Linked DNA regions of Homo sapiens: region 2 is linked to region 1. A link is a contact called in ENCODE Hi-C data. All regions are on one chromosome and are shown on one strand. The core of a region is the stretch at or near the end of the contact, and the rest is flanking DNA. Distances in the headings are between cores, read along the strand shown.

Region 1 (4,186 bases), core at 844-3,343:
AGTGGAGATCATGCCACTGCTCTCCAGCCTGGGTGACAGAGCAACACTCTGTCTCAAAAAAAAAAAAAAAAAAAGAGCTCACAGCTGGCAAATGGCAGAGTAGTGAGGGATCCAGCTGAATGGGTATTTTTTGAAGTTGATTTGAATTTTTATTTATAGAGATAGGGTCTCGCTATGTTGCCCAGGCTGGTCTCGAACTCCCCTGGGTTCAAAGGACCCTCCCAATTCAGCCTCCTGAATATTTGGGATTACAGGTGTGAGCCACTGCGCCTGGCTTGAATGGGTCTTAAAGACCCAAGAGTCCGCACCCCTAGTACACTCTTCTCCACGCTTCACAGGGCTGAATTAAGCAGGAGAAATTGTCCTCAGATGGCTCTGGAGCCTCAGTCCAGGTCGGCTACTCAGACAGCCCAGCTGCAAGCCCAGGAGAGTAGGCCCTCCCCTGATCCATCTCCAGGTCTTTCCTAAGTGCCTGGCAGTGAAGACCTCTTCCCATTAGAGAAGCTGGCTGGGTTGCCCCCTCCTTCTGGAGGAGCACTGACTCAGACCATCACAGGGACACACAAATACCAAACACACTGAGAACATTGTTGGCAATGAAATTACAGACGTTATAAATGCCAGCCTTTCCCTTCCAGGTTTCCTTTCCTGTTCCCTGGTGGGAGAAGGACCACACCCCATGCAGTGCTGGGAGACATCCCCCGCAGGCCTTGGGGTGCTGGAACCCTGGGACGACAGTCATATTGTCCAGGTTATTTCTCCCAACTGCAGATGGAGACAGCCTTCCTGAGGGGCCAGGGGGAACAGCCCTTGTAAAAACTGAAGCCAAGTCACAGAGGCCCAGGGATCCTCAGGAACAGCTCCCTGCTGTACAAATGGGAGTCTGGCCCTGGTGCAGAAGTCCCTTCTGCTGCCCTGCCCATAGGCTTTCGGGGGACTCTCCTGCCAGTGACGTAACTGTTAATACCCAGCCTGGGGCTTTTGCTGATTCCTCCAGGGCCTGGCTAAAGGCTGACAGCCTTATCTCCTAGGGAAAAAACTGGGTGGCACAGAAAATGGGCTTTGGGAGAGGTAGGTTTGGAGGAGAGCAAGCAAGAGGAGAGAGCCTGACTCAGGAGAAGCAAGCACCAGAGCCCTCCAAGGCTGAGGGTGAAAATAGATGGAGAGTGGAAATGGGGCTCAGCGCGCCAGGAGGGAGCCCTGAGTAGGCGGTGGGTGGTGGGCTGTGCTCCCTGAGAGGACGGAGGGGTGGATGGGGGAATGGAGGCTGCAGCCAAGGTCTTTTACAGTGACTTGCTCCTAAGCCCAGACCAAGCTGGACATTGTAGCCAAGGTGTATTCTCTGCAGCCAGCTAGGGCTTTGCTCCAGGCTCCTCAGGCCCAGGGGTCAGAAGTTCTGGGTAACTCCAGATCAGCAGCCCCACGGCAAAGTGGGGCTGAGGGCAGAAATGGTTGCGTCCAGGAGAGGCTAGTGGTGTGCTGGCCTGCCAGCTGCAGTTCATATGTATGTTGAAGCAGCGTTTATTTTTACCTGGGTAGGTTCAGCTTCTGATCACAGACATGGTGGGGGTTTTCCATTGGTTTCCATGGGAACATTAGGCAGAGCATCTGCTACCCAATCAAGCAAAGCTGGTCTGGTAAGACTCTTTTCAGAATTATTTTGCTGTTTTTACCCAGGAAGTATGTCCTGCCTGAATTTGTACCACTGCCTTCTTGTGTGGTAGAGCAGGGGAGGGCAGCTCCGAGGGGACAGGCCTGGCTCACAGGGAAGGAGAGAGGGCTGGCTAAAGGCAAGCACGGCGGCAGGGCAATACCTATTTGGAGAAGCAATTTGCTTTCCATTTCTAAGCCCCAAGTAGAATCCCATAATGAGGCCACAGGAGCCTGGGCTCCACCTGACCTGTGCTGATTCCTGGTTTTGGTCCAAGGCCTGCCCTTGCAGTAGGGCCACCTGTTGGCCCCCACCAGAGCAGTCAGGAGTTCCTGGGGCACCACAGGGCATGGAGGCCGACGAGCAAGCTACCAGGTGCAGGACAGGGCTAGACTTGAGCATGTTCAGTTTCACTTTTACAGAAAGGAGGCCCGGACTTTCCCCACGAGGCGGGGGAGGGTGTGCTGAAGGGCTAGGCCTGGAGGCAGAAAGGAAGGCGCTGGTGCATGTGGACATGTAAGAAGTGGTTTTATTCCAGGTGTGTGTTTCATAAAGACGAGGTCCTCAAGGACAGCTAGTGGCACATGCTTTGGTCAAGAAGAGGAAAAGCAAAAACAGAACAGGGCTGCGTTGCCACAAAGGACCGGCTGATAAGTGCAGAGCCTGATCTGACCACAGCAAAGGACAGAGAGACCCTCTTGAAGGCCCTCTGGTCAGCAGTCCTCTTACATTCAACAGGCGCAGCCCCGGCTCCCCAGCCCCAAAGGTCCATGCCCGAGTGTGGCCCAGGCCTTCTAGTCCATCCTCTGGGGAGAGGCCTTTGCCCTGGGCCCAGTTCTGTCCTAAGCTGTGGCAGGAGGCTTCCCAGATGAACAGGGGATCTGAGGCTGCACCTGGCTGCGGAAGAAACATCACGACAGAGGACAGGCAAAGCATGGCCCTGGGAGCGAAGGGGCCTGCGCTGGCAAGTCCAGAGGGGTGCACTTGGGCACGGGAGTGCTGCCGAGAGGACGCTGGTGAGAGTCAGGAGGCGAAACTGCTGGAGAGCCCTCCAGAGCAGGTGCTGCGGACCACAGACACTTGGCTGCTGACCCCAAGGGCCGTGTGGAGGGAGCAGGCGATGGCAGTTTGAGCACGCCAGGGAGGAAGATTAGGGGGTGGCAGCTTGGGCAGACAGTGGCTTCAATCCAGAGCAGAGGTTCAGGCCCTTTGGGGATCAGGGACCTCTTTTAGAAGCCATGGACTTTTTCCCCAGGAAAATGCATGTATGCACACACATGCAGTATTTTAGGGACAATTTCAAGAGATTCCTAGACCCTCTAGAATCCATGAACTCTATGGGTATGTGGATCCTTGGCCTATGAAAGACAGGGGGCTCCTGTGGTAGGTATATCTGCCCCAGGCTGGTCTGCTTTGTAGGGGAGACCCCCAGGGTCCTGGTACCAACAGTCATTTGCCCAAGAGCCAGTGGGGTGAGGAAGCAGGGTGTGGGGATAGCAGGAGCAGTTCCAAGACAAGGCCGTGGGGTAGATGTGTGGATGTGTTCTCAGCGGCTGTGAAAAGGAACTGGGAGTTCTCTTCACAAACAGGAGCCACAGCCAGCCTCCCAGCACAGTGCAATAGCTGACCCTTCAAGAAAATCCCTCCTGTAGTAGGGAGGGGAATAAGGGTGAGGTTGAGCCCTAATGACTTAGGGGCTCCTGTAGCGGGGAGGGGAATAAGGGTGAGGTTGAACCCTAATGACTTAGGGGCTGTTCTTGGTCCAGAAGGGAAGTTCCCTTCTTTCCAACCACCCATGATGCTGTATTGACAGAGGCAAAAACCTTTGAGAAAGCAGGAGTCAAAAATGACAAATGAGGCTGGGACTACTCAGGGATGTGTGTGGCTACCCGTCCTTTCAGTGGGTCCTGGCGGCAGGGACAGGGCACTAGCTGTTCATTAATGCCCGAGAGAGAGGTCTCAGCCTGACACATGGCCAAATAGAAGTGGAGTCTGTTTAATAAACTACGCCCGAATCTTCCCCTAAAGATCCCTCTGCAGCCTCTTGCTAAGAATGTGGGCACCCACAGGCACAGGACCGGAAGAGGCAGCGTCGGGCTCAGACCCTGGGGCTGGTAAAGTGTGGAAGGGACTGTGTCCTGGGTAAGAGACCTTGTTCTTTTGGTGCTTTGCTGCTCTTCTATCCATGTTCATTTGCAAATTACCCATCCTTTGCTGCCAAGACACCATCCGTCCCCACCCAACCCAGTGCCACCCTGGGCTTGGCATCTCTGACAGGTCACCGGGCTTCTCACCTCCTTCCTGTTCTTCAGCTACCCCTGCAGGCTGCCCCTCTCCCCTTCCCTCTTCCCAGCCTTCAGCCTCTCCATCCATGCTGCCCAATTTCCCCTGGCCCTGCCTGCCTGCACAGCTGGGCCTCATGACCCAAAAGACCCCTGTGTGGGCTTCTGTCCTTGCTTTCTCCGGGCAACAAGGGAGAGACCACACACTATTGTCCCAGCCCCAAGAAGCGCCAAGGGAGAGGACAAAGGGCCA
Region 2 (4,186 bases), core at 934-3,433, 340 kb before region 1:
AGTAGTGGCTATTGTAGTGGACAGCACAGTCTCAGTGAAGGAGTCCTTGGCCAGCAGTCAGGACAGGTCTGGGGATCTGAAAACAGTGGAAAAGGTTCAGAACCACACGACAGGGCATGAAATGTGAGGCTGAAGATGTGGAAAGAAGGAGGCATTTAGCACTAAGGGTCTCTTAAAGTTATTTAGAAAAGCACTATTTATGTGCTTGCTCTCAAAACCCTTTCTTATATATAAAGGTTATATTTCTACTTCTAGCCTTCAATGGTTTGTAGAAGCAAAGAGATCCAGAGAAAAAGCAAGGTCAATACAGAGAACAAAGGTGTTTAAATGTATAGTTCTGTTTGTTTTGGAATAAGGAAAACAGTAATTATTGCAAACAGATAGTTTATTACCTGTGCCAAGTACTCTTCTGGGTTCTCTCTCTACATGAAGCAGGTACTATATTTTCTCCACTTTACAGATAAGGACAATAAGGCTTAACTGAGTTGAGTGATCTGCCTCAAGCCACACATTTGTAATTGGCAGGGCTGGATTCACCAGGAACTCTGGCTTCTAAGCTGCAAGCCTGACCACTCAGTTAAGCCGGGGCCTGCTGAGGGGGGCAGGGCATCAGGAAACCTGCCAGGTTCTGTTTTGTGGCTCATTTCCCCATTTGATGTGCTCAGCCTATGGCTTTGGAGACATCCAGCTACTTCGTACAGCATATAAAAGAAAGAGTTATACCCAGTATGAACAGCCTTTTTCAAAGGGGAGGTGATTCCCCTAAAGAAAGCCTCCCAGGCAAGTTGGAATTAGAGCATTCCAGACAAATACAAAGAAGAAAAAACAAGTGATGACATCTGATATGGTCAAAAGGTTTCTTCTGAAGCCTCCTAATAACAACAGCTTGTGTTCACTGACTACAGGCCAGGCACTATCTGAGCACTTTACATATGTAACTCATTTAAGTTTCACAAAAAACCCTCTAGAAACATAACAATGCATTACACAGATGAGCCAGGGGTTGAGATACTTGCTCAATTTCACCCAGCAGGTGGGTGGCACAGTTAGGATTTGAACCCCAGAAGGCTGTATTCCCATTCCACAGCACTGGGCAGTATCAGAGGGTCTCGGAGTCAGGCTTCTCTCACACCCATAATCTGTCAAGGGAGCCACAGATGGCAGAGTCCAGTGACAAGGACAAACTGGGTACTGCCCGTAGACTCTGGGCCTCAGTTTCAATACATGAAGGCAATGAACCAGATCACCTCTGAGATCTCTTCTGACATTTGCAAATTTGTCTAAAGTTGGCGGGCCTCACTACCTCTCCAAGGTTCCTTCGCAAAAGTCCTGCAACCATTGTGGTTTTGGATACAGCACAAGGTGTGAGGGGCTAGAGATCATCCTGTCCATGCAGAAATTCCTGCATTGGGACAGATTCCTGCTGTGGACTTGTGGTGAGAGCCGGAAAACAGGCAGGAGTCCCACTACTTAAGAGATACCTGGGGCTGCTCTGGTCCATGGCTCTGCCCAGCCTTCTGGCTTCCCGATCCCGCCAAATAGTCAAGTCTAAAACAGGCTGCAGTGAGAGGGAAGTGAGATGGTTTCTCATGCCATTTGCAACCTTCCTCTCCTATGAGACAAATCTTCCTAGCAGTCAGACAGGAAGCCTATTGTCCAGTCAGGATCCCTTTTCTCATGAGAACTTCCCACTCACTGGGGGAGAGCCAGCCTGCAGTAGCTCAAGCCTTTTTCAGGGTGTGGCACCAGAGCTGGGGTGGGAGAACACAGGGAGAAACCACCCATGGCTCAGGATACCTCCTGTGGCTCTTCTCGGGCCCCCACCACTGCCTTCCTAAGAGAGGCTCAACCTAAGCCCTCCTCGGAAGATCAGCAACTGACAGGTGGGACAGGCCTCGGACCTGTCCATCTTGTTTTAGGCCTGGGCCCCTCACTTCCTCCCCCTCACAGGAGAGGGAAAATGCCAGCCAGAGGCCTCAGAGCCAACAAGCACTTTCTTTTACTGCACCCTGCCTCAAACATAAAAACTCCTGTCACCTGGAGTTTTCATGTTTGAGGCACAGCGTTCAATAAAAGAAAGTGCTTTTAGTGGCACCTAAGCCTCTAAAGTCCTTAGTCATTCAGTCAAAAGTACTGTTTCTCTCCCAGCCTAGAAACCCTGAACTGAAAGCACATGCAGTCAGCTGGAACCCCACCCATCTCCAAGGTTCCAAGGCCACCTTCCCAGGCATGGCCAGAGAGAAACAATGAGCAGCACAGGGTGGAGCTTACCAGCTTGGGCTGAGACTTCACGGCCTGGGGTTGCACACTGCTCCAACAGTTACCCACTGGGTAGTCCTGGGGAGATCTTCCTATTCCTCAGTTTCCTCATTTTTAACATGGGGATTCAAAAGGTTAATCACAACTATGCAGGTAAAGTACCTGGTAATGGGTCTGTCACATACTAAGTGTTCAATAACAGCAGCTTTATTATTCCTCCTCTGGGTTCCCATTACATCATCTTCACTCCTATTTGTAACCTATCACCATGTTGTAGTCTCTGCAGGTTTTCTCACAGGTTGGTCCTTCCTCCATTTCCCCAATAACCACCAACCCACACATCTAAGCCATAGGGCAGAGACTTGTTCTGCTCATTTTTGTATCCCTAGTACCTGACAAATAATCCAGGAGATAGTAGATGCTTAGTAGAAAACCAACGTGACTTGCAAAATTTTGTCCTTATTTCAAAACACTGTCTTGTTTTCAACTGCAATGAGCCACAATGATTTTTGATTTGAGATGAGTCAATAACAGACAACGGCAAAGAGCATCCCTCTCCAGGGTACAATTTGTATTCTCCAAATTGGTACCTAACTGTGAAAATACACTGCCTACCTAACAGGACCAGAGCCACATGGAGTAAGAGCATAGTCTTGGGGGTCAGACAGATGAATCTGGGTTTGACCCAGGGGCCTGCTCTGCAGCCTTGTCAACTGTCATAACTCCTCTGAGCCTTAGTCCTTAGCAGCCAATATCCAGCTCCACAGGTTTTTTTAGAAGACTAACAAAACTGCATACTTGAAAGGGTCTTGTATCATGCCTGGCACATTACTAGGCACTGATAAATTTTCATGTAGCAAACTAAACCCTTATCTCTGATTTTTGGAATGGGCAAAGGCTTTGGTAAAAAGAAAAAGGATTATTTCAGAAATTTCTGGATATTTGGAGAGGGGGCAGGCAGAAAACAGAGCAGGATAAGCACTTTGGGGGGTGTTGTTTGCTCTCTCCTTGTTCCAGTTCAGTAATAAGCCGGCTCCTTTTTCACTTCCCGTTCTCGACAATACAGCCCAGGCTGCTCTTGGCTGACAAATGGACTCCATATGGCCTGTTACCCTTTCACCTCCTCTTGTTCTTGCAGCTCAGGGACCCAGGGAAACAGGCTGCCAGCTGGGGCTGGGAACCCCTCCCCCTCCCACTGTTACCACTGCTACAAGGAGGGGCAGGCCAGAGGACCATTCTCCTTTATCCTGCTGCTCCAGGTACAGGGCTAGCCCACTCAGTGCCCAAAGCCACTACCACTGCTATAGGTCAGTACAGTGACCTATAGAGCAGAGCCCACAGCTGTCTCCTACCTCCACCTCCAGATGGTGGGATGACAATGGAGGTAGGGAGCCAGGCTATTCCACGTGTATTAGCAAGTGTTACTGTTTCCCTTGACAGTGGCAGTTAAAGGCTTAAGAAAAAGCAGAGAATGCTTATTTTTTCCTCATCAGCCATTGTCACTTCTTGTTCTCATCTCCTTCACCATATCACCTACCTGAGCTAAAATATGTGTTTGCTCTCCCCTCTCAGAATTCCTCATCTCCCAGAGGAGATGACTGGTCCTCTCAGGAAAGGCCCAGATGGCTGTTTACGGCAGCTCAGAAGGAAAGCTGATGAGCAGGTGATAACTGACTTAGGAGTCTGGCTTAGAGTTTAAAACAGGGTTGGACTCTTGGGTACAAAGGCCAAAATTGTGGTTTCATTTCCAATCCTACCAGCTAATGGTAACTCCTAATGCCAAGTACAGTCCCAGGCATACACAGCAGGGCCTCAAGAAACACACAATCAAATTTAAAACAAATTTAATGATCTCTGTTGCCAAAAGGATACAAGTAAGGAAGAGAATTAACATTTATCACCAGGCACTGCACTGGTACTTTAAAAG

What was found. Hi-C counts contacts between places; a loop is a spot of excess contacts on that map. Pooled maps may share reads with other maps.
Region 2: a loop to region 1 is called in a pooled map, with 4 times the contacts of the local background. The contact joins two enhancer-like sites. A Hi-C loop is called at or near these places in 2 of 37 single-sample maps with no recorded cell type and 2 of 50 pooled maps.

Annotation. Positions count from the first base shown.
Region 1 is chr14:69,352,443-69,356,628 of GRCh38, reverse strand. It overlaps GALNT16 (polypeptide N-acetylgalactosaminyltransferase 16), which reads right to left. Exons shown (of 15, transcript NM_001168368.2): 15 at 2,163-4,186. Among named protein-coding and RNA genes, the nearest start is that of ERH, 44 kb to the left of the region's middle. RefSeq lists enhancers at 1,786-2,285, 2,316-2,415. Within about 2 kb of position 2,093, at least 8 of the 41 ENCODE cell types and tissues checked have a DNase peak (open chromatin) inside an H3K27ac peak, as active enhancers do.
Region 2 is chr14:69,692,548-69,696,733 of GRCh38, reverse strand. The region is part of intron 2 of SUSD6 (sushi domain containing 6); the gene reads right to left. Among named protein-coding and RNA genes, the nearest start is that of SRSF5, 73 kb to the left of the region's middle. RefSeq lists an enhancer at 2,199-2,248. Within about 2 kb of position 2,183, at least 21 of the 41 ENCODE cell types and tissues checked have a DNase peak (open chromatin) inside an H3K27ac peak, as active enhancers do.